Regions from separate parts of the Homo sapiens genome. Here region 1 is linked to region 2. A link is a loop called in an ENCODE intact Hi-C map of the cell type or tissue named here. Cell type or tissue: GM12878. All regions are shown on one strand. Region 1 overlaps PDE1C (phosphodiesterase 1C). Region 2 overlaps PDE1C (phosphodiesterase 1C).

What was found. Peaks named below come from ENCODE experiments on the same cell type or tissue, not always from the same donor. Only the 100,000 strongest peaks of a DNase experiment are listed, where the experiment ranks them.
Region 1: it touches region 2 in a loop (2.1-fold over the local background); 3 of 110 quality-filtered maps call a loop at or near these places.

What each region holds. Positions count from the first base shown.
Region 1 is chr7:31,811,978-31,816,977 of GRCh38, forward strand. It overlaps PDE1C (phosphodiesterase 1C), which reads right to left. Exons shown (of 18, transcript NM_001191057.4): 15 at 3,947-4,177. Among named protein-coding and RNA genes, the nearest start is that of PPP1R17, 130 kb to the left of the region's middle. In GM12878, a CTCF peak has its summit at 2,403 (motif pointing right); a DNase peak (open chromatin) is centred at 194.
Region 2 is chr7:31,871,361-31,876,360 of GRCh38, forward strand. PDE1C (phosphodiesterase 1C) reads right to left here. Exons shown (of 18, transcript NM_001191057.4): 6 at 1,932-2,048. Among named protein-coding and RNA genes, the nearest start is that of PPP1R17, 190 kb to the left of the region's middle. In GM12878, no CTCF peak of the experiment used is centred here; DNase peaks (open chromatin) are centred at 2,681 and 3,021.

The sequences.
Region 1 (5,000 bases), 59 kb before region 2:
CCTGAGCAAAATCCATTAAGTAATTTCCCATGGGTTGTATCTGGAGTAATGGCTGACGTGAGCTGTTACTCAATAAACAAGGGGAAGTGAAAGAGACTTTCTGTGCAGTTATAAATCATTTTAATTAGGCTGCTGTAATATAGTCCCGAACCACCATTAGGCTTTCTTATTATTGCTCTAAACTGCTTTCTTTTCCCACCTCTCATTTACTGCTTACTTTTTAAGGGAAATGGTAGACTGTTGCTTATTTCAGGAAATAAGCACAGTTGTGAAATCAAGCCAGCCTTGTTGAAGACTCAGGTTCCTGTTTTGTTTCTTTCAGGCTTTCCCCTTAACCAACTTCAAAATGAATTATTATTTCCACATCTGCCCTCTCTGGGTCTTTGTTTCCCTATGGTAGAATTCATATCCTTCTTTGTGACTAGCTTATTTGCATTTATTGGTTTCTCCCACTGACTAGACCTGGGGTTGGCAAACTATGGCCCATGGGTCAAACCTGGCCCTACTGCCTGGTTTTTCATGACCCACAAACTAAGAATGGCTTTTACATTTTTAAATGGTTAAAAGAAGACAAATATTTTATGACATATGATATTATGTAGAATTCAAATTTTAATTTCTATAAATAAAGTTTTATTGGAAAACAGGATAACTCATTTGTTTGTATATTATCTGTGGCTGCTTTAAAATGGCAATGTTGAGTAGTTGCAATAGAGACCTTATGTTCTGCAAAGCCTAAAATATTTACTATCTTGTCCCTTATAGAAAAAGCATGCCAATCCCTGGAATAAGTATATTGTAAGCCTCTTATAAACAGCAGTTAAGTTTCCATATTTCTCTGATGGCCCCTCTCCCTGAAGGCACCAAACCACAGGGACAAGCTGTTTACCTAACAGAGCATTGAGACTCACACAGATCAGAGTTTAACCTGAGATCTCTACTTAATGGTTGCTTGACTTTACACAAGTGATTTCACTTCTCTGAGACTCAGTATTCCCACCCACAACATGGGAATGAGTTTTTCTACCTCATAGAATTGTTAGAACTTTTACATGATTTAATGTAGATAGAATCTCAAGTACAATGTCTGATACATGTTAAGCATTCAATAAAATGGTGGTATTATTGTTATTGCTTTTACTAAGGGCAAGACATTTCTAACCCACTCTGTTAAAAGAAAAAGCAGAGGGAAGAAACACACCTTGCCTTTCTCACCACCCCTTACATGTTCCTCTTTTGAGAGGAGTGATTATTTATCTGGGAGGTAGGGTTGAGCATGCACAGCCCGGCCCAGCCACCCACATCCCAGACTGCTTTGAGATATGTTTTCTGTAAGACACACACCTTTTCTGTCACTCTAGAAGCAGCCTGCCAGGGTGCTGGGGTGGGGGAAAAGTCCTGTGCCTGGCTATACAGTGTCTGGTTGTGTAAATTCATTTCAGAGCAAAATGTAAAGAAGCCCATGTATTCAGCAGACCAACTCTGTGTTTCCCAAGTTCCAGTTTTAGTGGAGCTGATGTCTTGATCATTGACTTTCTGATTTTGTTACCTATCTCTCAGTTGGTTCAGTCCTCAGAAGGGGTAGCAAGGAGGGGCCTGTACTGCCCTCTAAAACAGTAACAGGTACATAATAAATTTTTGTTTTAAAAAATTTTTGTATGAACATATGTTTTTATTTTTTTTAATTTTTATTTCCATAGGTTTTTGGGGAAAAGATGGTGTTTGGTTATATAAGTAAGTTATTTAGTGGTGATTTGTGAGATTTTGGTATAGCCATCACCTGAGCGGTATACGCTGAACCCAATTTGTAGTCTTTTATCCCTCACACCCCTCCCACCCTTTCCCCTGAGTCCCCAAAGTCCACTGTATCATTCTTATATTTTTGCATCCTCATAGCTTAGTTCCCACTTATGTGTGAGAATATACAATGTTTGGTTTTCCATTCCTGAGTTAATTCACTTAGAATAATGGTCTCCAATTCCATCCAGGTTGCTGCAAATGCCATTATTTCATTCCTTTTTATGGCTGAATAGTATTCCATCGTGTGTGTGTGTGTGTGTGTATACATATATATGTACACACACGCACGCGTGCATATATATGTACACACACACACACACACACATATATCACAATTTCTTTATCCATTCATGGATTGATGGGCATTTGGGCTGGTTGCATATTTTTGCAATAGTGAATTGTGCTGCTATAAACATGTATGTGCAAGTATCTTTTTCATATGACTTCTTTTCCTCTGGGTAGATACCCAGGAGTGGGATTGCTGGATCAAATGGTAGTTTGGGTACATGAAAAATTCTTATTAAATTCTTTATAACTTTTTTTTCCAGACTATAATGCACTTGAATACAAAGCAAATGAATTAAGAGCAATCTCCAGAAGGGGGCAGGACGAGTCGGGACAATGGCCTTCTGTGCCTCCTAGGGTGGTCACCAGGATTAACTGAAGTAATTTTTGCAAGGTTCCTGGAATATGATATAAGCTATCATTATTATTACATGTGTTAAAATATTGTTCTCTGATTACATGTTATAAATGGTTAATTATAAAAATAATTGGAGAACATCGTGCTAAGCACTTTCTACATGTAGAAATCATTGACCACGGCCCTGTGGCATAATAGCTAGAACACGGTTCTGAGTAGATTACCTGGTCGCACCAGGCAGGCAAGAGAATGAATATGTACAAAGAGAACTTAAAACAGCATCTAGTGTGCAGTCAATACATGCTATTTGTTGTTATTCTCTTCACTGTTTTTACTATCATGAGTATTACTGAAGGTTCCATGAGGCCTGTGCTGTGAATAGGTATTACTATATACATTGTGTAGAAACAGTAGAAGGTTAAGTAGCCTGGCCAAGGACACTGAAAAGGGAGAAGCACAGCTTGACTTGAATCTAGGTCTGTTGACTGCTAAATTACCTTGCTATTCAGCCACAACCTGTCAATTGCAAGCTCTGGAGACTCAGAACTTCCTGCCTGCCCCTAAACAAGGAAACCAAATCAAAGCCCTGTGTACTTGCTCATCTTGTTCTCTCCACTCAGAAGTATCTTTAGCCCATCTGACCAGCCAGCTTCAGCATTCAAAACCCCCTCTTGAAGCCTACTCTGACATTTACCCCATTTTATAATCCCCAGTCCCCAAAAAGCTAATGTGTTTTTCTCTGCACATGTTCCTCGGGCATTTTATCTGCCATGTCACTACTTTCACTTGCACATTTCACTAGAAATATTTGGAGGATGTCTCTATCACCTTTGATATTTTGGGCTTCTTGTGGCCTTTCCATTTCTAAATCCCTAGTGCTAAGCATGGTGCTTGGCACGTAGTTGTTAATCGATATTTGTTGCATTAAATATAAGAAATCAATAACTATATGCACACTATGGTGACCAGCTTACCCCAGTTTGCCTGGAGCTCTTCTGTTTTTAAAACAGAAAGCTCTGTGTCTCCCAGTCCCAGGTAAACTGAAACAGCTGGTCCCCCTAAAGTACACACTTGTACACACACAGATATACAGATATCTATTACAGGAAAAGGCTCAGGCAAACCTGAGGTCTGGCCCTCATAGAGCGATGGTATATATGGGAAAATGACTTTCCATTTACCCACTTTACACTCAGGAATGTGCTGGGGTTGATCATGGTAATTTTCCCCCAGCTGGCAGGCAGGCAGGCACTGGCTAGAGTCTCCAGGGCAGCTGGAAATGGCCAGAAAGGTATCAATCTCCCTGAAGAGGATGGCACAGGTGAGCTGGTAGCTGCTTCTGCTGGAATCCTGCAGCCCAATGAGGTGGGATCAGAAGGAACTGGATGAGCAGGGAAGCCTTGCCCTGTGAGCTGACCCCATCAGTAGGGTTGTTCACCAGTTTCCATTCATTATGTCATTAATGCCGCGAAAAGAGCCCTTCACCAGTGTAAGTCTACTCACCATTCTGTTGCTGTTCTCCTGATGACTTCTCGGCTTTGGAGTTTTTCCCACGAGGGTTGTCACTTTTGTTTGCCCGTGTTCCATTGACTTGATTCTTAGTTTCTCCAGACGTCTTTTTCTCAGCTTTGCCAGATGCGCCTTCTTCAGCCTGGCTTTTGGCTTCCATTTCCTTTTGCTGCTCCTCTGCGGCCAGGCGAGCCTTTTCCTCTGCTTCCTTCTTGGCCTTCTCCTCTGCATCCATGGCAAGTTGGGAAAGCCACAGAAAAGAGAAAAAGAGGTCATGCCGTTAGGAGAATGGCCTGTTTTAGTACACAAAGAGTATCTAAGGTGTTTACTGAGTGTTTGGGTACATTTTTGCTTAATTCATCAGATTGGCATGTATACTTAGGAAACGAATAAAATAGGTTCATAATGATGTCATTCTGAAAACAGTTAGAGGAGAGGTCAGGGAGAAAATAATAAGGATAATAATTAATAAACCAATATTATAATTGTATTATTAATATCACCGTTATTAATAGCTTCTATTGAACGTGTTCGCTCTGCCAAGTATTATGCTGAGTGTTTTTTGGGGATTATTTATTTTCATCCTCAAAACAACCTTACAGCAGCTACTATTACTGTGACTCAATTTGACAAATGTGGAAATCAAGGCTGAGAGACATCATAAAACTTTCCCATAGCCACAGTAAAAACTGCAGCTTCATGTGGGCTTGCTTAAGACCTAGAGTTTAAACACAAACAATTGATTACAAAACAAAAAGGGAAAATATCCAACACTAGAGCAATTGAAGACAAACACACTGAGGACACTGTTTGTTAATTTAAAACAAGGAAGGGGATAATTGAGCCTTATGAAAAAAACATGGTCTTCAAACTGTCCACAAGATGAGAGGTAGCCTTTAGTTTGGCCAGGTACCTGGTCTGTGTCTTTCCTTTTAATGAAAAGATGCTAGCATTATTTCTAATCCAGTTGATTATAAAAGGGCTTGGCTCTGTGCTTAGTCAAAACCACCGCAGAAATGCGTAGGTTAAGTATTTATGAAAAGATTGG
Region 2 (5,000 bases):
GACAAATGGGACTATATTAAACTAAAAATCTTCTGCACAGGAAACAATCAACAGAGTAAAGAGACAACCTGTTAAACAGGAGAAATATCTGCAAAATATTCATCTGACAAGGGACTAATACCCAAAATGTACAGGAAACTCAAACAACTTGGTAAAAATAACAAATAATCCCATTAAAAAGTGGGCAAAGATATAGACATTTCTCAAATGAAGACATATAATGGACAATGGGTACATGAAAAAAATGCTCATTATCACTAATCATCAGGGAAATGAAAATCAAAAGCAAAATGAGATATCATCTTACCCCAGTAAGAATGGCTGTTATGGTTAAAAAAAAAAAAAAGATGCACTGGTGAGGATGTAGAGAAAAGGGAACACTTCTACAACGTTGGTGGGAATGTAAATTGGTACAGTCACTATGGAAAACAGTGTGCGGATTTCTCAAAAAAAAAATTCTAAAAGTAGAACTACCATGCAATCCAGCAATCTCACTACTGGGTATTTATTAAAAAAGAAAGAAAGAAAGAAAGAAATCAGTGTATCAAAGAGATATCTGCACCCTCATTTTTATTGCAGTACTATTCACAATAGCTAAGATATAGAATCAAGCTAAGTGTCCACCAGTGGATGAATGGATAAGGAAAACTTGGTATACAACCATAATGGAATACTATTCGGCCATAAAAAAGATGAAATCATGTCATTTGCAGCAACATGGATAGAATTGGAAGTTATTACATTAAGTGAAATAATCCAAGCATGGAAAGACAAACAGCACATGTTCTCACTCACATGTGAGAGCTAAAATTTGATCTTATGCAGTCAGAGAGTAGAATGATAGATACTGGAGGCTGGGATGTGTGTGGGGGTATAGGGGGTTGGTGATAAAGAGGGATTGGTTAATGGGTACGAACATACAGTTAGATAGAAGGATTAAAGTCTAATGTTCAGTAGCAGAATAGGGTGACTACAGTTAACAAGAATGTATTGTGCATTTCAAAATAGCTAGAAGAGAGGACTTGAAATGTTCCCAACACATAGAAATGATAAATAATGCGGGTAATGGACACCCCAAAAACCCTGACTTGATCATTACATAGTCTATGCGTGTAACAAAATATCACATGTACCCTATAAATATATACAATATTTGTACCAATTAAAAAACAGATACCTCTCCAAATACACAGTCCCTAGGAGAAAATAAAGAACCACATCTCCGGAGAAATCAATATGTGGTACAGAAAAAGACTTGTGTTTTCCAGAGGCTCATCCCTTTGATGAGGGAAGTCAGAGGAGCTTGATACCATAGATGTTGGCAGATGACTACATCAACTCCCTGAGGATCTGACCCCACCTCGAGAGTCTACAGTATTAGAAGGCTGTAGGGAGTTGAACACTGGAAATGATTCAAGTTCTTTATGTAAAGTTGAAGAATCAATTTGAAGCATGAATGGCTGGAAAATACCAATGACCTGTCACAGATGATAAGTGATAGTATTTGTCTGAATGAGCCAAGTGGTGGGAAAAAAAAAAGTTTACAGAGACAGCAGATGTTCACTCTGTCTCCACTACTGCCCCTCTGACAGCGTTGGTCAATAGGACACAAAGTCATGTGGAAATGAGACCTTTGGGCAGAGCCTGAAAGGGAGCTTGGTTATTACAGGCTTTGGGTTGTACTTCCAGGAAGACCAGAATCTAAATGGGTCTCTCCTGTCTCTCCCATGCCGCTGAGACCCACCAGCAAGGGCGCAATCAAAATCACCCTCCACAGAGGAATTCACAGCAGTGGCTATCCGAAGGATGCTTCCTCAGTCGCCTGGAGCAGTTTTCATTCCGCATATTAAAATAGTCTGAACCCAAAAGTCATATGAGGATAAACATATGCATGTAGTTTATTTATTTTTTCTTTTTAAAGAGGTACTGACCTTGAAACGGCTGATCAGATCATAACGTGTGAGTAGTTCATAGAAAATAAATTTCAGTGCATGATCCCCACTGGCCTCATTGAGGGAAAAGACGTCAAAGGACCACTTGTCCACATCCTGCAGGACAGGGTGGGGAGAAAGAACACATTAGCCCACAGACACTTACACACCTACCAGTCTCCTCACTTTCAAGTCCGCCTGCAGCCCTCACTGGAGATTTCACAGTGTGACACTCAAACAGACTTTCCACTCTCAAACTTTTTCCAATCTGGCTAGTCTACATAGTATCTACTGTTAAAAAAATTAAATAGTCTTATTACTAATACAAATAGCCATAATTTATTGAGTACCTACTGTATGACAGGCATTATGGTTGGTGATAAATATGTAAATTATCCTGAAAACAACTCTAAGTGATAGATATTAGTCGCATTTTATGGATAAGAAAACTGATAAATTACCTAATTTCCCTAACACCCAAGGTGCGTAAGTGCTAGAGATACAGGCAGGGCCAGAACACAAACATAGGTTGGATGCCTAAGATCAGTTGCTTTCCATTAAGCCCTGCAGCTGCTACTGTTTAATTCACTACAGCCTACGATGCTTCTCTTCTCTGAACTTCTCTGCAATCCCTTGACACTATCCAATGACTTCCTCTAAGTTTACAGTTAAGAATGTTAACTCATTTAGAAGTGTTCAGAAACATGCATGATGTAGAACACAAAACAATATGCCACATCAATCGAAACTGCTGAGCTGAAACCAAAAAGAAAGCATTCATTTCATATGACAGAAAAATGCTACCATTTCTGGAGTCACTAGTCTGGGATCTTGTCCTCAAATCTGTTAGTCACTTTACTGAAAAAAAGTAAAAGGAAAAACTAAACTGAACACACACCTTATATACCATCCCTGAAGTTCAAAGTCTTTGCCTGTAAATAGCTACTCCAAAATATATGTAAATACAGTCTGTTGAGCTTTGGCTTATCATAACCAACTTCTTGTGGATGTAGTAAACAAAGATTTATTTAAGCAATGGTTAAAGCAACAGTCATTTGGCTTTTCACAGCACCAAAATCTCACTTCCCGTGGTTAGGTGAAGCATATTCACTTGAGCTTGACAGCAAGGATTCACATGAGACCACACTGCCTACAGGCAAGGTGTCAGATGGTACACTGGCAGAGACCTTGGTTCTCATGAGTGACTCTCACCCCAGCCCTCACTGAATTCCAACATAATCCATCCATCCTAATTTTGTTCCTGACCAAACATTCCAACTGTCAAATTCATCCCAAGGCCATCAAGGGTCTCCCTCCTGGATGCTAATAAACTGTTTTCAGGGAAAATAGAATTGCATATAGGAAAATCAGACTTTTCCAGAGGGGTTTAAATTGAATTGTTCCAATTCACACTTAGTGGTAACCTCACTTAAGTCTTCAATAACTGCCCCTCCATTAAAATAACCAAAGAAATAGTGACAGGCACATTTCTGTGAGCACATTTTCTGTGCTAGGCACAGTGTGAGTGTTTACACGCATTTGCAAAACCTCGCAAGTCTAGAGATAGGTGTTACTTTCTCCAGTTTTATAGATGGCAACCTCAGAGAGATTAATTGAAATGTCTAGTGCCATAAGGTAGCAGAGCCAGGTAATAACCTCACCAATGACCCTTAATGATCTCACTGCCAACAGATGAAATTGTAAATGCCATGAATATGTGCTGTGACCCAGGCCTCATCCCTTTAATATCCCACTAGGGCGCAGGCTATAGACAGCAAGGACACTTAAGATTAACCTAAGACCTAAAGCTTTACCTTGGTTACTATCATTGGCACTGCCATGAGTCACATACATTGTCTTATCTTTAGTCCTAAGGAAAAAGTCACTGACAACTGAGTAGGCTGGAAAATGCTGTGTCACTTCTGACAATTTTTAATCCTAGTGTCCAGAAAGGAAAGGGCTCTCTATCACTAGAAATAAAGAGATTATCATGATAAAAAGCCAAGATTTATTCTGAATATCAGGACTTAGAGAACAAAGAGGATGAGCAAATAGAGACAGTGAGACGGATGTCCTCTTTGGTCCCTCATGTTAGGGAAGGCTTAGCTGTAATTCTCAGTCTAATGTTCTTCAGAACCAGTTGAGGGGCTTGGCCAAAATATGGACCCTCCAGTGGGGACTCCAGAGAATCCTGCTGTGGGGCCTGGAATCCGCATTTTTAACAAGTACCCAGTTTAACTGCCTTCAACCATTCTTCCTCATTCACCAAATTTTGCCCAAGGACACTTCCTGTAGAGAAATTGCAGGAACTTCCTGTTAGTCTAACACAAAGGAAGCGTGAACCTCCTCATCTCCTCCCACTTTAAGCCTGGAGTCTTTCCAAGGTGTCACTTCCTGAGTCACAAAACAGATGCCCTTCTAAAGAAGAGCACACAGCTACATTTCCATTAGGCTAATCTCAGAAGACAAGAGGTAGAACACCTCAAGTTAGAAGCTTACATCTATATATATATATATATATATATATATATATATATATATATAATGGAAAAAGTAAAATAACATAATGCAACATGTTTCAAATTTAGAGACTGATTCATTACTATCTTACTTAAATATCATTTTATGTCATGTTCTTACGTTAACCACAAAGGTTAACATGACAGTAGCATAAGGGTTATTTTAGGGAATTGTATTCTCTCAGTCTTTAGGGAAAATTTCTGTAATAAAAGAAAGCAGTAATGATTCCATATGAACTTCTGGCAATGAAGTGGAAATAATCTTTTTTCTAACATGTAGTACATAAAGAAAGAAACAAAAGAGTCTATATCTGTGATCGCTCCAACTCATTGCAAACAAAATCAGCCTCTGGAGAAGTGGAAAAAACATTACATTGTAAAAAGCTTTGAACTTCCCCAGTAAACAGGGGACATAGCCAAGAGAAATAGCAGCTTCAGCTTTAATGCACATATCAACAATATATGTGAGGAGAAGTAGCAATTTATTTAGAGAGCTAGTAGGTCTTCCTTATCTGAATAATCTAAGTACCTGTCCCCTCAGACAACATGT